2 separate regions of the Homo sapiens genome follow, and region 1 is linked to region 2. A link is a loop called in an ENCODE intact Hi-C map of the cell type or tissue named here. Cell type or tissue: heart right ventricle. All regions are shown on one strand. Each heading gives the region's core, and the rest is flanking DNA. Links, peaks and the distances in the headings are about the cores only. Region 1 has its middle 170 kb from the start of DMAC1. Region 2 has its middle 180 kb from the start of DMAC1.

The links. A loop is a pair of places that touch in the nucleus more often than their neighbours do. Peaks named below come from ENCODE experiments on the same cell type or tissue, not always from the same donor. Only the 100,000 strongest peaks of a DNase experiment are listed, where the experiment ranks them.
Region 1: a loop joins it to region 2, with 7 times the contacts of the local background. A loop is called at or near these places in 4 of 110 quality-filtered maps.

Annotation. Positions count from the first base shown.
Region 1 is chr9:7,627,941-7,637,607 of GRCh38, reverse strand. No RefSeq gene overlaps it. Among named protein-coding and RNA genes, the nearest start is that of DMAC1, 170 kb to the left of the region's middle. In heart right ventricle, for the core only: no CTCF peak of the experiment used is centred there; no DNase peak of the experiment used is centred there.
Region 2 is chr9:7,978,254-7,987,920 of GRCh38, reverse strand. No RefSeq gene overlaps it. Among named protein-coding and RNA genes, the nearest start is that of DMAC1, 180 kb to the right of the region's middle. In heart right ventricle, for the core only: no CTCF peak of the experiment used is centred there; no DNase peak of the experiment used is centred there.

The DNA.
Region 1 (9,667 bases), core at 1,033-9,032, 350 kb after region 2:
CGGATTTGCCTGGAAAGTTTTTTAAGAAACGTTTTCCCAGACCCTATCCTAGACCTACTGAATCAGAATCTCTATAGCCAGGGCTTAGGGAATCCATCTAAATTTTTAACCAGTTTTCCAGATGTCTGGATGCAGTCAGTCTAGCTGATCCACTATTTGGAGACTACTACTTTAGAAAACAAACACGAAATGTAGAGAAAAAGAAGACACTCAGATAAAACATGGCAGAGAGGATTCCCCGCCTCATCATATTAATAGAGATAAGTTTATCAGACAAAGCTAGTTGTCACTTTGAAAGGCTCACAGAATATCTCTATTCCAGGAATCCAAAACTCAAATGCCTCCAGGGCAGGCAGATATCATAAATGAGTGAGGCCAGCTCAGTGGAATGGTTGGCTCCCTCAGCCTGCATTTTATTTCCTACTTCTGATAGGAACAAGGGAACAATAAATATCTCAGAGCTCTCTTAACTCTTTTATGAGAGAAGCAATGGTAGAAGCAGGCTGATTAAGAGCCATAAGCACTCAGCAACCATGGCAAAAAGTAATAGGGAGGAGTGGAGACTCTGGCATCTGAAGAGTTTCTGTCACAGCTAAAGAGAACAGCTTCTACCCAACTCTTGTCAACTTCTGTGGAGGCAAAGCCTGTGTGAAAGCAGCCATGGTTAAGAACAAAGGGAAAGTTAAGGAACGGCTAGGCAGGAGTGGAAAAGCTTTCTATTTAAGTTGGAGCTAGCCTCATAGAAAGGGAAGGCTTGTCCCTATTCCATGGGAAAGTAGATACAAATAACCAACTGTTTTTTATTCTATTGAGATTTTGATAGAATAAACTGGGATTTGGAATCAGGCAAATCTGCAAATAGAATCCCAGCAATCAAATTATTTAGGCTTGTCTGAGCCTTAATGTTTGCGCTTTAAAATGAGAGGTAATTTCTCATTTGCATGTTGGTTTGAAGGGTACTAAGTAAAAATACACACAAAGCTGCAAGCACATTTTCTGACACACATAGATGCTTGATAAAATTTTTTTTCTTGAACTTCCCATATTAGGAAAGTGAGTCATAGCAGACTCCTGTATTACCTTCTTTATATCCATGGCCCTTTGAAGATTTTAGAAACGAGACTGCTTTATCTCAACCATGCCATCTGTAAACTAGGACAACTCAGGCAGTGCTTTCTTAGATTTTTGCAGCCTCTTCAAGATTTTTTTCCAAGTATTACACCTGAGATTTGAATAGAAATCAGGCATTAGAAGGTGCTCTGTTACCATTTTTCATTTTTCAATAAGAATTGATGATATCATTTTGCAACAATAAGAATTTATGATCTAATGTCTCCCTTGACATAACCTGGAATTTCTCTGTTTTTTCTCACTTGGCCATCTATACACACACACACACACACACACACACACACACACACACACACACTCAGAAGATACATGACATCATTAATTATTACCAGGTCTCCAGGATTTATTTTGCCTTTGTATTTTCATAATATTTTGGGATTTTTCAGAACTTAATTTCTTTTCCTCTTACAAACAGAAGTAGTAAAACAGAAAGTAGGTTCTCCTCATGTAAAGTAATTTCTCACTTTGCGAATTTGGGAAAAAAATAACAAGAGTACTAATAGCAATGTCTGTCTGATTTATTCATTCACAAGCACTAACTGAAATTAGCACTAACCATGCTTTAGAAGTAGTACTTGATACATTCAGATACATGGTAATATTAGGCCCTCCACAAACAGGTCATCAAAGACAGTATCTATTCAGGAGTCAATTGCATAACTGATGGCTATATAACTTGTAGCCTGACAGTTTCCTTCAAGATACCATGATCACATCTTCATAATCAGTTACGCTGCCTATGTGTATTGCATATGACATACACCTTCTAGGATTAGGACCTAGGAAGAAAATAAAAGGAATATTGCATTAGATGCAGGTTCATTGGGTAATACTGTATTCTATCATTCTCATCTTCACTAGGTTGGTAATCATCTCCCTTGGTAGCAATGTCTCCAGAATTATATTGGCATACGTCCAATGAAGACTGTTGCAATTATTGACATAGCTGTTATTCATTTGTCATTTATATATTTCTTCAATTTACACTGTCCATTTACTTATATTGCATACTCTTCAATACTGTACCAAAGACTATTAGCTCTTCACCAAAATATGCTTTTTATTCATCCTAGGCATACAGCTTAACTACATATCCTAGCCTCCACTGGAGCTGAGTATAACCATGTAACTGAGGTCTAGCTCTGGCTTATAAAGAACATACACATCTGGCCCCTCATATACATGGTCTTTCCCCTTTCATATGAAGTCTACAGTAATGTTCAGAGGGATCTTGGAAGCAGTATGTTGAAAATTTCAGAGCCACCATTGGCCTGGGTCCCTGAATTTTCCTGTGGAGGAGAGCTACCTTACAAATCCAAATACCCATCTCAGACAAGAAATGTAATTCTTGTTTAAGCCACTGAAGTTGGCAGTTCATTTGTTACTGCATTCTAACCTACTCTAGCTTAATACATATAATAATTTAAGTGTTCAAAATAGCTTGGCACATCTGTTGAAAATCAATTTGCCATATAAGTATGCATCTATTTTCAGACTCTATATTGCTCCATGATCTACATATCAATTTGTATGCCAATACCAGTTTTTGATTACTTTAGCTTTATAGAAAATTTTGAAATTCAATAGTATAAGTTCTCCAATTTTGTTCTTTTTCAAAAAACTAAGCTATTCTAGTTCTTTATCTTTGCATATAAACTTTTAAATCAGTATCCCAATTTATTTGTTTTAAAAAAGTATCTTGGGATTGCATTAAATATCTTGGTAAATTTGGGCAGGATTGCTATCTTAATATATTGAGTCTTTCAGTCTGTGAACATGATCCATGGATATACAGATACGTGTGTGTGTGTGTGTGTCTGTGTGTGTCCATTTTTAAGGTCCTCTCTAATTTCCCTTCACAGTGTTTCAGTATTCAATTCTTGCATATCATTTGTAAAATTTATACCTAAGTATTTTTATGTTAGTAGTTTTTTGTGGATTCTCTATGTCTTTCTACACGCATGATTATGTCATCTGCAAATTAAAACACTTATATTTCCTCTTTTCCAAATGGTATGCCTTTTATCTCTTTTACTTACTTCACCGAGCTGGCTAAGACTTCCACTACTGTATTAAATAAAAGTAATCTTCCTGATCTTTGACAGAACTCATTAAGGCTTTTACCAGTGAGTGTGATGTTAGTGGTAGATTTTTCACAGATGTCATAAATCAGACTATGTTCCCTTTATTCCAAGTTTGCTGAAAGTTTGTATTACAAAAGTGTGTAAAATTAGTCCAAGTTTTTAAAATTTTTTTCATCTATTGAAATATTATATAGTTTCACTCCTTCATTCTATTAGAATGGTAAAATTATAATAACTGATTTTCATATGTTTTATCAAACTTGCAAGATTAGCTCCACTTGGTCATGATATATTATCTTTTTATATCTTGTTGGGTTTTATTTGCAAATACTTCTATGTTTATGAGAGATACTAGTTTTAGGTCTATTTTTTTGTGATGTCTTTATTTGGTTTTGAAATAAGAGTAATACTATACTTACAAATTATGTTGGGAAGCGTTCCCTCTTCCTTTGTTTCCTGAAAGCAATTTGTATAAGATTGGGACTTTTTTCCATACATGTTTAATATAATTCACCAATGAAGCCATCTAACTCAGGAGTTTTATGTGAGGGAGGCTTTTCAATTATAAATCAGTTTATTTAGTTGATATAGATTGTTCAATTTTTTTATTTATTCTAGAGTCAGTTTGGTTATTTGTGCCTTTCAAATAATTTGTTTATATTATCTAGATTGCCAAATGCATTAACATAACATGGTAATATTTCATTATTCTGCTTCCAATGTCTGAAGGAGCTGCAGGAATGTCCTCTGTTTTTATCTTGATATTTGTAATTTCTGCATTTTTTTTATTTTTGTCATGATCAGTACAGCTAAAAGTGTATCTATTTTATTATTTTTTCCCCCAAAGAATCAGCTTTTGGTTTCATTGACTATTATCTAATATTTTTCTACTTTTATTTCATTGATTTCTACACTTCCCTTCTGTGCTCTTTGGATTTAATTTTTGCTTCTTTTTCTAGATTCTTAGATAAAAGATTAGACCATTGTTTTAAGACCTTTCTTTCCTACTGCAAGCATTAAAGTTCTGAATTTTTCTAGTACTATTAGCTGCACCCCACAAACTTTTATTGTTGGATTGTCATTATAAGTCAGTTCAAAATACTTTCAACCCCTCCTGTAATTTTTTGACTCAAAAATTATTCAAAAGAGTACAGTTTAATTTCCAGGTATTTATATTTTTCTACTCTCTCAATGTTGATTTCTAGCTTAATTCTACTATGATGAAAGAACATAATATGTATGAGTTCAATATTTTTATATTTGAGACTTTTGTTTAAAGCTCACTATATGGTCTATCCTAGTAAATGTACTTCGTGCATCTGAAAACAAATGTACCTTCTGCCATTGTTGAGTGTAGTCTTATATGAATATCAAACATCAAAAAGGTTAGTCGAGGTGTTTAGATCTTTTTGATTTTTTTCTAGTTATTCTATCAATTGCTGAAAGAGTAGTGTTAAATTCTTCATCTGTGATTTTAGAATAGTCTGTTTCCCCCTTTAATTCCATCAAGTTTTGCTTCTTTTCTTTTGAAACTTTATTAATGGTGTATAAGAATTTGTTATATACCCCTTTGAAATGATTTTTGTCATTGTAAAGTGTTCCATTTATTCTCAGTTAGCACATTTTATTTTGCAATATATTTTATGTGATATTAATATAACCACTGTATCTTTTCTATGCATACGTTTGTATGGTATATCTTTTTTTCAGCAATTTACTTTCTTTTTCTTTTCTTTTCTTATTATACTTTAAGTTCTGGGACACATATGCAGAAGATGCAAGTTTGTTACATAGGTATACACACACCACGGTGGTTTGCTGCACCCATCAACCCGACATCTACGTTAGGTATTTCTCCTAATGCTATCCTCCCCTAGCCCTCTATCCCCCAACAGACCCCGGCGTGTGATGTTCCACTCCCTATGTCCATGTGTTCTCATTGTTTGGCTCCCACTTATGAGTGAGAACATGCAGTGTTTGGTTTTCTGTTCCTGTGTTAGTTTGCTGAGAATAATGATTTCCAGATTCATCCATATCGCTACAAAAGACACGAAGTCATCCTGTTTATGGCTGTATAGTATTCCATAGTGTATATGTGCCACATTTTCTTTATCCATCATTGATGGGCATTTGAGTTGGTTCCAAGTCTTTGCTATTGTGAACAGTACCACAATAAACATACATGTACAGGTGTCTTTATAGTAGAATGATTTATATTCCTCTGGGTATGTAACCAGTAATGGGATTGCTGGGTCAAATGGTATTTCTGGTTCTAGATCCTTGAGGAATTGCCACACTGTCTTCCACAACGGTTGAACTAATTTGTACTCCCACCAACAATGTAAAAGAATTACTATTTCTCCACATCCTCTCCAGCATCTGTTGTTCCCTGACTTTTTAATGATTGCCATTCTAACTGGCGTGAGATGGTATCTCACTGTGGTTTTGATCTGCATTTCTCTAATGACCAGTGATAATGAGCTTTTTTTTTATATGTTTATTGGCTGCATAAATGTCTTCCTTTGAGAAGTGTCTGTTTATATCCTTCACCCACTTTTTGACGGTTTTTTTTTTCTTGTAAAGTTGTTTAAGTTCCTTGTAGATTCTGGATATTAGCCCTTTGTCAGATGGATAGACTGTAAAAATTTTCTCCATTCTGTAGGTTGCCTGTTCACTCTGATGATAGTTCCTTTTGCTGTGCAGAAGCTCTTTAATCAGACGTCATTTGTCAATTTTTGCTTTTGTTGCCATTGCTTTTGGTGTTTTAGTCATGAAGTCTTTGCCCATGTCTATGTCCTGAATGATATTGCCTAGGTTTTCTTCTAGGGTTTCTATGATTTTAGGTCTTACAATTAAGTATTTAATCCATCTTGAGTTAATTTTTGTATAAGGTGTAAGGAAGGGGTCCAGTTTCTGTTTTCTGCATATGGCTAGCCAGTTTTCCTAAGACCATTTATTAAATAGGGAATTCTTTACTCCATTGCTTGTTTTTGTGAGGTTTGTCAAAGATCAGATGGTTGTAGATGTGTGGTGTTATTTCTGAGACCTCTGTTCTGTTTCATTGGTCTATATATCTGTTTTGGTACCAGTACCATGTTGTTTTGGTTACTGTAGCATTGTAATATAGTTTGAAGTCAGGTAGCATGATGCCTCCAGCTTTGTTCTTTTTGCTTAGGATTGTATTGGCTATAAGGGCTCTTTTTTGGTTCCATATGAAATTTAAAGTAGTTTTTTTCTAGTTCTGTGAAGAAAGTCAATGGTAGCTCAATGGAAATAGCATTGAATTTATAAATTACTTTGGGCAGTATGGCCATTTTCATGATACTGATTCTTCCTACAATGAGCATGGAATGTTTTTCCATTTGTTTGTGCCCTCTCTTATTTCCTTGAGCACTGGTTTGTAGTTCTCCTTGAAGAGGTCCTTCATGTCACTTGTAAGTTGTATTCCTAGGTGTTTTATTCTCCCTGCAACACTTGTGAATGGGAGTTCACTCATGATTTGGCTCTCTGCTTGTCTATTATTGGTGTATAGGAATGCTTGTGATTTCTCCACACAGATTTGTATCTTGAGACTTTGCTGAAGTTATTTATCAACTTAAGGAGTTTGGGGGCTGAAACAATGGGGTTTTTTAGGTATACAATCATGTCATCTCCAAACAGAGACAATTTGACTTTCTCTCTTCCTACTTGAATACCCTGTATTTATTTCTCTTGTCTGATTGCCCTGGCCAGGATTTCCAACACTGTGTTGAATAGGAGTATGAGAGTGATGAGAGTGGTGAGAGTGGCGAGAGAGGGCATCCTTGTCTTATGCCCGTTTTCAAAGGGAAGTCTTTCAGCTTTTGCCCATTCAGTATGATATTGGCTATGGGTGTGCCATAAATAGCTCTTATTATTTTGAGATACATTCCATCAATACCTAGTTTATTGATAGTTTTTAGCATAAAGAAATGTTGAATTTTATCAAAGGCCTTTTCTGCATCTATTAAAATAATCATGTGGTTTTTGTCATTGGTTCTGTTTATGTGATGGATTACCTTTATTGATTTGAGTATGTTGAACCAGCCTTGCATCCCAGGGAAGAAGCCCACTTGATCCTGGTGGATAAGCTTTTGGATGAGCTACTGGATTTGGTTTGCCAGTATTTTATTGAAGATTTTTGCATCGATGTTCATCAGGGATATTGGCCTGAAATAATTTTGTTGTTGTTGCATCTCTGCCAGGTTTTGGTATCAGGATGATGCTGGCCTCATAAAATGAGTTAGGGAGGAGTCCCTCTTTTTCTATTGTTTGGAATTGTTTCAGAAGGAATGGTACCAGCTCCTCTTTGTACCTCTGTTACGATTTGGCTGTGAATCCATCTCATCCTGGGCTTTTTTGGGTTGGTAGGCTATTAATTAATGCCTCAATTTCAGAACTGTTATTGGTCTACTCAGGGTTTCGACTTCTTCCTGGTTTAGTTTTGGGAGGGTGTATGTATCCAGGAATTTATCTATTTCTTCTAGATTTTCTTGGTTATTTGCGCAGAGGTGTTTATAGTATTCTGTGATGGTAGTTTGTATTTCTGTGGGATCGGTGTTGATATCCCTTTTATCATTTTTTATTGTGTCTATTTGATTCTTCTCTCATTTTCTTCTTTATTAGTCTGGCTAGCAGTCTGTTTTGTTAATTTATTCAAAAAACCAGCTCCCGGATTCATGGATTTTTTTTGACAGGATTTTTGTGTCTCTATCTCCTTCAGTTCTGCCTGACCTTGGTTATTTCTTGCCTTCTGATAGCTTTTGAATTTGTTTACTCTTGCTTCTCTAGTCCTTTTAATTGTGATGTTAGGGTGTCGATTTTAGATCTTTCCAGGTTTCTCTTGTGGGCATTAAGTGCTATAAATTTCTCTCTAAACACTGCTTTAGCTGTGTCCCAGAGATTCTGGTACGTTGTGTCTTTGTTCTCATTGGTTTCAAATAACTTATTTATTTCTGCCTTGATTTCATTATTTACCCAGTAGTCATTCAAGAGCAGGCTGTTCAGTATCCATGTAGTTGTGCGCTTTTGAGTGAGTTTCTTAATCCTGAGTTCTAACTTGATTGCACTGTGGTCTGAGAAACTATTTGTTATGATTTTTGTTTTTTGGCATTTGCTGAAGAGTGTTGTACTTCCAATTATGTGGCCAATTTTAGAATAAGTGCGATGTGGTACTGAGAAGAATATATTCTGTTTATTTGGGGTGGAGAGTTCTGTAGATGTCTATTCGGTCCACTTGGTCCAGAGCTGAGTTCAAGTCCTGAACATCTTTGTTAATTTTTTGTCTCGTTGATCTAATATTGACAATGGGGTGTTAAAGTCTCCCATTATTATTGTGTGGGAGTCTAAGTCTCTTTGTAGGTCTCTAAGAACTTGCTTTATGAATCTGGGTGCTCCTGTATTGGGTGCATATATATTTAGGATTGTTAGCTCTTCTTGTTGCATTAATCCCTTTACCATTATGTAATGTCCTTCTTTGTCTTTTTTGATCTTTGTTGGTTTACAGTCTGTTTTATCAGAGACTAGGATTGCAAGCCCTGCTTTTTTTTTTTTTTTTTTTTTTTTGCTTTCCATTTGCTTGGTGAATCTTCCTCCATTCCTTTATTTCAAGCCTATGTGTGTCTTTGCACATGAGACCAGTCTCCTGAATACAGCACACCAATGAGTCTTGACTCCTTCTAATTTGCCAGTGTGTGCCTTTTAATTGTGGCATTTAGCCCGTTTACATTAAAGGTTAATATTTTTATGTGTGAATTTGATCCTGCCATTATGAGGCTAGCTGGTTATTCTGCCTGTTAGTTGATGCAGCTTCTTCATAGTGTCAATAGCTTTTACAATTTGGTATGTTTTTGCAGTGGCTGGTACCGGTTTTTCCTTTCCATATTTAGTGCTTCCTTCAGGAGCTCTTGTAAGGCAGGCCTGGTGGTCACAAAATCTCTCAGTGTTTGCTTGCCTGTAAAGGATTTTATTTCTCCTTCCTTTATGAAGCTTAGTTTGGCTGGATATGAAATTCTGGGTTGAAAATTCTTCTCTTTAAGAATGTTGAATATTGGCCCTCACTCTCTTCTGGCTTGTAGGGTTTCTGCAGAGACCTGCTGTTAGTCTGATGGGCTTTCCTTTCTGAGTAACCTGCCCTTTCTCTCTGGCTGCCCTTAACATTTTTTCCTTCATTTCAGCTTTGGTGAATCTGATAATTATGTGTCTTGGGGTTGCTCTTCTAGAGGAGTATCTTTATGGTGTTCTTTGTATTTCCTGAATTTGAGTGTTGGCCTGTCTTGCTAGGTTGGGGATGTTCTCCTGGATAATATCCTGAAGAGTGTTTTCCAACTTGGTTCCATTCTCCCCATCCTTTTCAGGTTCACCAATCAAACTCAGGTTTGGCCTATTCATATAGTCCCACATTTCTTGGAGGCTTTGTTTGTTCCTTTTCATTC
Region 2 (9,667 bases), core at 1,046-9,045:
TAATAGAATTCTGAGGAGCAAACAAATACCACTAAATATCATGAAAATGCTTCTCATTATTTTACATATTTTCTCTTTGTATCTGTGTGTCTCAAAAGGGCTCTGAAAGTTTCACCAGGGGCAGGAGTTCAGCACTTCAACACGAGTGCTTTTAAAAATGTTGGAAAATTCATGAATTAATTTGCCGACTAAACTATGTAATCAGATCCTGATTTATTCTTCTGCAGCACAGCTAATAGGCTGCTTTTTTCTTTTTTTTTTAGAAACAGGCAAAAAGACCTGCCATGAATCCAAGAAGAGTTTTGCCAATATTTAGGGCTTGATTAAGGTTGAAATCTCAATCCTCGTTTGCTCAAGTTCATGCTATGTAAGGTTATAAAGATGGGCAGAAATGGTCATTAAAAGTGTAATTTAAAAATATATGTATTTCCTTTTCTAGTATAGGCTTTGCAAATGCAATCCTGCTTCCAACTCCCAGAAATCTAGCTATTTATTCTAGCCAGTGTATCATTCAAAAGGTTAGACTAGACTTGTTTTCTTATACCAAACACCAACTGATTATCTCAGTCGCTCCACCACTCAAACCTTAGTGGACCTCATTGGCTTTGATATTTGTTAGCTTTGCAAGAGATGGATAAGCCTGGTATCATTTCTGTCCCCAGGAACACAGCTAACTATGCTGCAGAAGGTAGAGGCAATTCAGAACCTTCACAACATTTCAACAAAAAGATGAATTCATGCAGTGAAACAGAAATTAGGGTCTGCTGAAATCTTTGCACATTCTCATCATAATTTTATATTTAGTTAATATTTGATAAATATTTTAAATACAGAGTAATCTGAGTTTTAATTCAGGATAAGTGCCATTGAAACAAGAGCATCTTTTGGTTTAGTTTAGGAATGCAGAATCAGTCCATAGACTACTAATTTCACCAAAATATAGATTTCATACCTACTTCTGACAAAGAATATGCACCTCTACCAAGGTCCATTCTACTTACCAAGTATAGATATTCTTCTTCAAATACATCCTTACAAGAGTCCACTTCTGTCATGTAAAGTAGCAATTAGTAGCTCTCTGTCACACAGAATGTCATGTGCTCACTAACAGATAATGGACAAGTCACAAGGAGATAAAACATTAGTATTATTTCAATATCTTAGCTATGCTTGTCATTTACTTTGTACTATGTTACTGTACTGGCAAATGGGAATGTGTTGGAATCAGGTTCTTAGTGCTAGAAGGAATGTCAGAGATCAACTGGACCATTTTCTTTGCTTTATAGATATGGAAATTGAGGTCCAATGAGGAAAAGCAACTTGATCAAGACCACCCGAAGTTATAGAAAACCATCATAAAATTGCAAATTTAAAAAAGACCTTTCTTTTTTTTTCTGGGGAAAAACAAACCTTCAATAACTAACAGTTATAACATTTATTACCACTAAAACATTCTTTGTTGGTGGATTTTGGTATAGACACTTAAGATAACATAAAGGATGCATTTCAATTACTTAATTTATTCCTATGATATCTGTTGCAACTGAGCTGATTTTGCTAGTTAGTCTCATATGAGAAACTGTAAACATTTTCATGTTGTGATCAGATTCTAAGATTTTTTCTCTTATTAAATCTTTTCCAAAGCCTCATACCTAAGATTCAAGCTATGAGATCTCTTCTTGACCATTATATAAGTCAAATTAAAATCTTCCTGATCTGATATTCCTTTGTATTTTCCCCTATCTGCCACATATCATAAAGAAATGATGACAAATTAATGTTGAAGAGGAGAGATATTGTTTGTTCTGATCAGGCATCTCATCTAAACATCTATAATTTATTTCTTAGGTCACGGGCTTAAATTATACAAAGTTGAAGGAATTGAAGCCTATGTGCCTTCTCAGGTGGTTAATGCTGCTTACAAAATAAAGGAGATCATATATCTGTGGGCCACGATAGTGACTGGCAGGAGAATCAAATTTATTGCAGGAGGGTGCTTATTTTAGGGGCATCGTTATCACAACTCTCTTAATGAAAAGAAAGTTATTATGTTGAGATGAGTTCAAAGATAAACCCTTCCCACTGGCAGCCCAATGGAACTTCATGACTTTTTTTACCTGAGCCACCAATATTATGGCTTCCAGCCATACCCTCTGTTTTGGTCTGAGTGCGCAGGTGGCAATATGACAAATAAAACAGTTGGGACACAGGTTAAAATGCCAGTGGTAGAATTTGAGCCACTGTAACCTAAGGAGTTGAGTAATCATAACGGGACCGCAGCATCTGTGAATTCAGACCCATGGCACTATTCCAGAAAGTGGGAATCCACATTACCTCCCTAGAATGACAATTCTATCTTTCCCTTGCGGATTTCCCACTTGTGGGTGGATTTTCCACTTGTAAGATTGATCCAGCCAATTCTATGGCAATGACAGACAGAATGTGGCAGTCGTGCATTCTGAGGTCAGTCGACCTGGGAAAGTTTCATAATCAATACCACTCTTAATTATAGCCATTTTCTCAATTTACACTAAAGCAATGGACTCATTATCTCAACAATTTATGTTTTATCTCATTAGCCTACTATTAGATAAATAATATCTCTCATGCTCATGTTCAATAGCTGCAATGTCATTCAATAAATTAGTTGGACATAAATTCTAGCAGTACTAAATTTCCTGTAGGAATTTATCATTGAAATGGGTCCCAACATTGAATATCTTGTAAACATCACTAATTGCCCTCTTGTTTATAAAATGATTTTATTAATCTTCAGAGTTTTGCTTTACTAGTTCATGAAAGGACACTTTACTTAGTGCCACAGTTTAAAAAGGAAGTAATTGTTGATGCAGTCTCAAAAAACAGGAGTACCTAGGTTTCATTGGCTTTGTGTTGTATCTTAACGCACTGCCACGGAGCTTGGGGGGAAATGCTCCTAGAGAATGATGATTGTGATGCTGTTCCTTTGAGTTGCTTCACACAGAAATGTTTTGAAATCTGAAATTCTACTTTGCCATTTTCACGAGTTATTTAAAGCATTCCTTCTGCACACTTGAGAACGATGAAGATTTGAGGGTGCCAAGAACTAGCTTTAGGCTGACTGGGAGTGAATTCTTGTTTTGGAGTCCACGTATCTTCCTACCAACATCACATTCTCTTGAGGAATGCTAAGAAACAATGTGGATTTTAGAGATTTTTCACATTGCCTTTTTATTTTCTTAAAGATCATGTTTGATTTCATTTTTCTTTCATTTTGCAAAATTTTTTTTAATTTTCTGCATTTGAATTCTCTGGAATTAATGAAAACTTCACCCCCCTACTGCCTCCCCACCACCCCCTCGCACACACACACACTCTGTATTGTTGGGTTTGCTATGACAATAGAGAAGAAGGTAAGATCTCCTCCAGCCAGTAAGCTGAGAGGCTGGCAATTGTTACCAAAATCAGAAAATATTTCTAGCTAGGTATATGTCTCCATGAAAATCTCTCTGTTTGTATTGCCCCTCTCATGGTCGCTCCTAACATGATCCCTTTATCTGTGTACATAAGAATTATTTTTAGATGGATCTCCTTCTGTTTACACAGTATCCTTTGCTGTCTACCTTCTTTATCTAGCTAATAGCAGATGTTTACCTACTTGCAAGGAATATTTCTCTAAGGAAATATTAGGGATGGGAAAAGAATCCCTGTCTCTTTAGCCCTGAATACTCAGGACTTTTTCTTTTTTTGATATGTACCATGGCATATACATTTTAATTAATCCCAAACTGCATTCGAAGAGGGGTTTACATGTCACCAATTATTTTGAATGAGGGTTTTTCTCTCCCATTTGAATGTTAAATCATCATCTGTGTTTCAACATCTGTGGAAAATGCAGCTATAATTATTGTAAATAATATATTTTCCTAAGTATGAATTTGAAATGTGGTCAGTTTTGTTGACTGTTTTCTTTGCTTTCCTTTTTTCTCCAGCAGCTCAAAAACATCAATTGTCTTACTGTGGGTGTTTTCTGAAGTACAGTCACAAAGAAAGATTGTGAAAATGACAATGTTGTGCTTTATATTTTTTATCTTGTGTTGACTTCCATATCAAAACTGCTAAGTTGGGAAGACAAAGGATGCCTCCCAACTGCAGGCAACACAAAGCTCTTTTGTATTCTGACTCTTCTCTTCCTCTTACATCAACATCAATAAGTATTTTGTGGGAGAGACTGAAATGTCAGTCTTTCCGGGGAGCAATCAAGTCCAGTTTATTCTTTGCTCCGTAATTAAAGCCTGTTTCTGTGAGAAAAGTAAACCAATACCCCAGCAGCCGAAGATAAACTACGGTGCTATTTTTAATCTACAGCGAACCTTTCAACAGTATGAACCCTTTGAGACTTGCTACAGTTTTGCATTCTTGAGCCAATAGAAAAAGATTCAGGGAAGACAATAGTGGGTAGTCTAAAGGTATTAAAATTGTGTGTCTTATTTTAAACACTTGTGTTGAAACAAATAGCATTACAAAGGAGCTGGAAGAAAGTGGAGGATTTAATGAATGTGCTGCAATCCTTTAAAATGCGGATGCAGTTCTTCTTTCTTTCCCCAAGGAAGTGCCAAGCCCAATCCCAATGCCTGACTTTGCTACAGATTTGAAAATATAAAAAATGAATTATTAGGCAGAAAGGGAGAAGAGCTTAGCATTGGTTATTAATTGGCACTTCTCTTCAAGTCCCACTGTAAGGGGTCCCCTAGAGCTAGCTCCCTCCTCAGCTCCCATCTGACTGCCATGCTGTGCTGCTGGGCCACCCTTGTCCTCAGAACCTCTTCCCCTGCGTCTCAGCCTCCTCTTCCTGTTTTTGTCCCCTAGCTCCTTTCTCGAGAAAAGAGAACAATCGCAACACCACAATAATCTCATCAATTCAGAAAAGCAAACTTTCAGTTTCCAATACCAGGTAGGGTAAGAGATTCCTCCATTCAAGCCCTCTCTTCTATTATTTGATTATTCGTATAACACAAGGTACACTAAAAAGATTTCCTAAACCAAATACGGGCTTTTCCCAAAGATAATGTTGAGTCAAACCTATAAAGTTTTTAAACAATAGTATTTTGAACAGGTAATTCCTTTATCCTCAGGTTTTGGGTCCCCAAAAGTACCTTCTCATTATAAGTTGCTCTGCTCTTACACAGAAAATGTATTTATACTATGTGAAGATTTGTAAAGGATTTCCCAGGAGAAACACCACCCACAGCCCTTGTTTAATGTATCAATCCTCTTTTCCAGCACTATCCGATCAGTATAGAATGCAAGCCAGAAATGTGACCCACGAATAAAATTTAAAATTTTCTCCTGGCCACATTAAAAAAAGTAAAAGGAAAGAAGTGAAATTGATTTTAATATTTTTATTTAATCTAATATAGACTCCAAATTATCATTTTAACATGTACTAAATATTAAAACACTATTCATGATATTTTTTTCTTTTTTATATAGAAGCTTTGAAATGCATGCATATTGTGCACTTACAGCATATCTCAATTCTTTTTTTTTTGATACAGAGTCTCGCTCTGTCACCCCAGGCTGGAGTGCAGTGGTGCCATCTCTGCTCACTGCAAGCTCCACATCCGGGAATCACGCCATTCTCCTGCCTCAGCCTCCTGAGTAGCTGGGACTACAGGCGCCCACCACCACACCTGGCTAATTTTTGGTTTTCTTTTTTTTTGTATTTTTAGTACAGATGGGGTTTCACCATGTTAGCCAGGATGGTCTCGATCTCCTGACCTCGTGATCCGCCCACCTCGGCCTCCCAAAGTGCTGGGATTACAGGCTTGAGCCACCGCGCCCGGTCACAGCACATTTCATTTCTGATCAGCTACATTTCAGTTGCTCAATAGCCACGCAAGGTGGCTGCTGCACTGAACAGCACAGCTCTACACTTAATGACATGTCAGTATTTCCTTCATACCAATTGAGAGACTGAATACTCAGATGGACAATGCCAGGCCATATATGACAATAAACTCCAATCCACATAAGAAGCCCAGCAAGCTAAACCCACACCCTCCACAGCAACTGGTCCAGAAAGGTCAAGACTTGGTCAATAACTGACAGTTTCTATCTCTCTGTCTCCAACTCCCTCCTTCCAACTCAGGCCCAATCAGAGGAAGTCCGGTACGCTCCCTAATCAATCACATGAGATGTCCTTATTCTAGTTAGTGTCTTGGCTTCACATGTTAACAAACTCCAATCAGAGTGCACCTGGGGCCTTCCCTTTACTATACAGCTTTCCCACTCCCCTGCCTGCCTGTCAATCTTTTGTCAAACACAAATGCTGGCAGCTGACAGCATGCTGTAGCAAGCTCTAAATAAATAGCCTTTGCTTGCTATCATTTGGGTGGTCTCAGGCTATTTCCACAGGACTGGAGCATCATTCAATTATGTGGACTTTCTCCCTTAAATTTGAGAACCCAGGTCTTTGCTATTAATGCTGTGATGAACATATACATGCATGTATCTTTATAGGAGGAGAGTGTATATTCCTTTGAGTAGATACCCAGTAATGGGGTTGCTGAGTCAAATGGTAGCTCTGTTTTAAGTTCTTCGTGAAAACACCAAACTACTTTCCCCAATGGCTAACCTAATTTACATTCCCAACAGCAGCATCTAAACATTCCCCTTTTTCCCCACAACCTCGCCAGCATCTGTTATTTTCTGACTTTTTAATAACAGCCATTCTGGCTGGTGTGAGATAGTATCTCACTGCTGTTTTGATTTGCATTTCTCTAATGATTAATAATGTGAGCTCCATGCAGAGGGTGCTCTTCACCAAGGCAGTGTGGGAGTAGAGCAGCTGCATTTTCCTGGAAGCACACACACTGAGGCTTTTTCAATAAATCACTTTCAGGTAGGGGCAGACAGATGTTCATCAAGATGAAGGCAGAATGTGGCATGCTGCTAGTAGGGACCTGAGAAAATGGCCCTTCCTCACCTCTGCTCAGAGGACAAATGCTTTCCAACATGGAGAGAAAAACAGAGTTTGATATTCCTGGTTTTTCACAATCCACTTCCCAGTCTGTCACCTGGGCCTGAAGAGACATTTTAAAGCCCTCTGATCACACTGGCTGGTGGCTGAGGTTTTTAGGAGGAGCAGGCCACATGTCTGCCCACCACGTGGGATTAGCACTTCATTTTTGGCTAAAACTAAAGTGGGGAGAAAGCCCAAAGAAAGGCCACTTCTGTGGCTGAACAAACAGTGGAGTAATATGTATAAATGTTACAAAGAAAATCTGCAGAATGTTTGCAAGCCCAACAGTGTAAATGTTATTTTTAAGACTCAAAAGAAATTTAATCAAGGCAAATAGAAAAAGATGTTTTTCAGAATTAAGTAAAAATGTGTCCATTTCTTGCTAAAAATTTTTGAGAAAATTTTTCCCAAATAATGACTCTCGGCTTAGAATTCTGACCCGTTAAAACTGATTTAAAATTACAATGAAGAGGCCAAGACAGAAGCCTTTGAGTACTAAAGTTGCCATTCAGTGGAAAGACTTGTTTAGAAAAAAGTAAAATGAAATCCATTTTCATAGCTAAGCTAAGAAAATCATGAGGCTTTCTAGAAAAAGCACATCTGATTATTTGCAAGGCATTTAGGATCTGAGTGTTCAGGGTTCCCTGTTGCTGTATTTTCCACATTATAGCCACACGTTGGCATAGGGAACCTTGGGGATTTGAAAGAGCCTAAATCCGTTTCCACAGTTCATCACCCCCCACTCCTGCAATAACTAGTTATCTGGCATTCTCCCACCCAATCTGTTTCAAAATTTTATATGAAATGCACTATTTCTCAGATTCTATTAAAAAAAATTCCCTCTGACTATAGCTCTGCTTTGAGATATTATTACACAGTGAGACTGTGCCATTCCTGCCTTCTAACAGATTTACAATGCAAATATCATCCAAAGAGGAAAATTACATCACCTTACTATGAAGATGAGCTTTAGTTCATCAATCACTGATTGAGAAACTTAGCCAAATATGAATATAAATGTCCTATCTCTGTTGGACAGGACACAGAGCAGTGGTTTTGATTTGGTCATAACTTCCATTGCCCGTAAGCCTTGATGTCTGCTATCTTGCCTGTGCAGCAACGGTCTTATCTAGGATGTGAATTTCATTGGAAAGCAGGCTGTCTTCCAAAGTGAAGGGGTGAGAAAGAAAAACCAGACTCAGAGGACTAACGGCATTTTCATTCGTGAACAGTTCAGATTAACTCATAAACAACAGAAACATTTTCACAGCCAGACAATGGCACTCTGTCCGCTGTCAATATTTCTCATGTTTTGGAAGAAGCCTGACCAACCAGGATGACCTCTTGCCATAGCAGTGTGGCTATTCAGGCTAGTTCCAGGACGCAGTGCTTGTCCCAATGTAATTACATATGCTGCTTGACATTAGGGAGCCACTGGAGAAGTTTATTAAAAGTAATTTCCGGCTGGCCACAGTGGCTCACACCTGTAACCCCAGCACTTTGGGAGGCCGAGGCAGGAGGATCATGAGGTCAGGAGTTTGAGACCAGCCTGGCCAACATAGTGAAACCCCATCTCTACTAAAAAAATACAAAAAAAATTAGCTGGGCATGGTGGCAGACACCTGTAATCCCAGCTACTTGGGAGGCTGAGGCAGGAGAATCACTTGAACCCAGGAAACCGAGGTTGCAGTGAGCCGAGATCACGCCATTGCACTCTAGCCTGGGCGACAGTGTGAGACTCCATCTCAAAAAAAAAAAAAAAAAGAAAAGTAATTTCCACCTTTTTCTGTTTTAGACTTTCGGTGTCTGTTGTTGATATTTATTGAGATAGAAACACCATTTGCCTGGCATAGTGGCTTATGCATGTGATCCTGGCAATTTGGGAGGCTGAGGCAGGAGGATCACCTGAGGTCAGGAGTTCGAGAACAGCCTGGCCAACATGGTGACACCCCATCTCTACTAAAAATACAGAAATTAGCTGGACGTAGTGGCCTGTGCCTGTAATCCCAGCTACTCAGGAGGCTAAGGCAAGAGAATCACTTGAACCAGGGAGGCAGGTTGCAGTGAGCCAAGATCACGCCACTGCACTCCTGCCTGGGCAACAGAGGGGGACTCAGTCTCAAAAAAAAAGAAGGAAAAAGAGAAAAAAAAAGAAGCACTGTCACAAAGTAACAAAGAGATAAGAGATTAAGGGAAGTCCTTCCCTACTTCCATATATACACATAATGGAAGAGGTCCTAGCTGTGCCTTCTCCCATGTGGCCCTGTAGTGAGGAGCCATAGGCAAACTTCCCTATCTCTCCCCTCACTCCTTGCCATTGCCCATTGCCTCCTTTCTAACCAGAATCATCCATGGAAGGTGGACAGTCTAAGTGCCTCCAGAACCATATAGTGTGATTTGAAAGCTTCCAGAGATTAAGGCTATTATGGTGTCCATTTGGTGTCATATTTAGGTGTTCCATTACCATTGCTGATGACCTCAGTGGCATTCAATCAGCCATTGGTGATGTGTCACTCTAGACTTCAGGGATTTGTCTTCAAATGTCTTGCATGGTAAGTCCTCTGATAACATACCCATCTTTCCTACTAGATTATAAGTAGCTAAGTATGTGTGTATATATTCTTAGCTGGTCTTTTATTCTGAGTCATTTTTATGTATTGACTC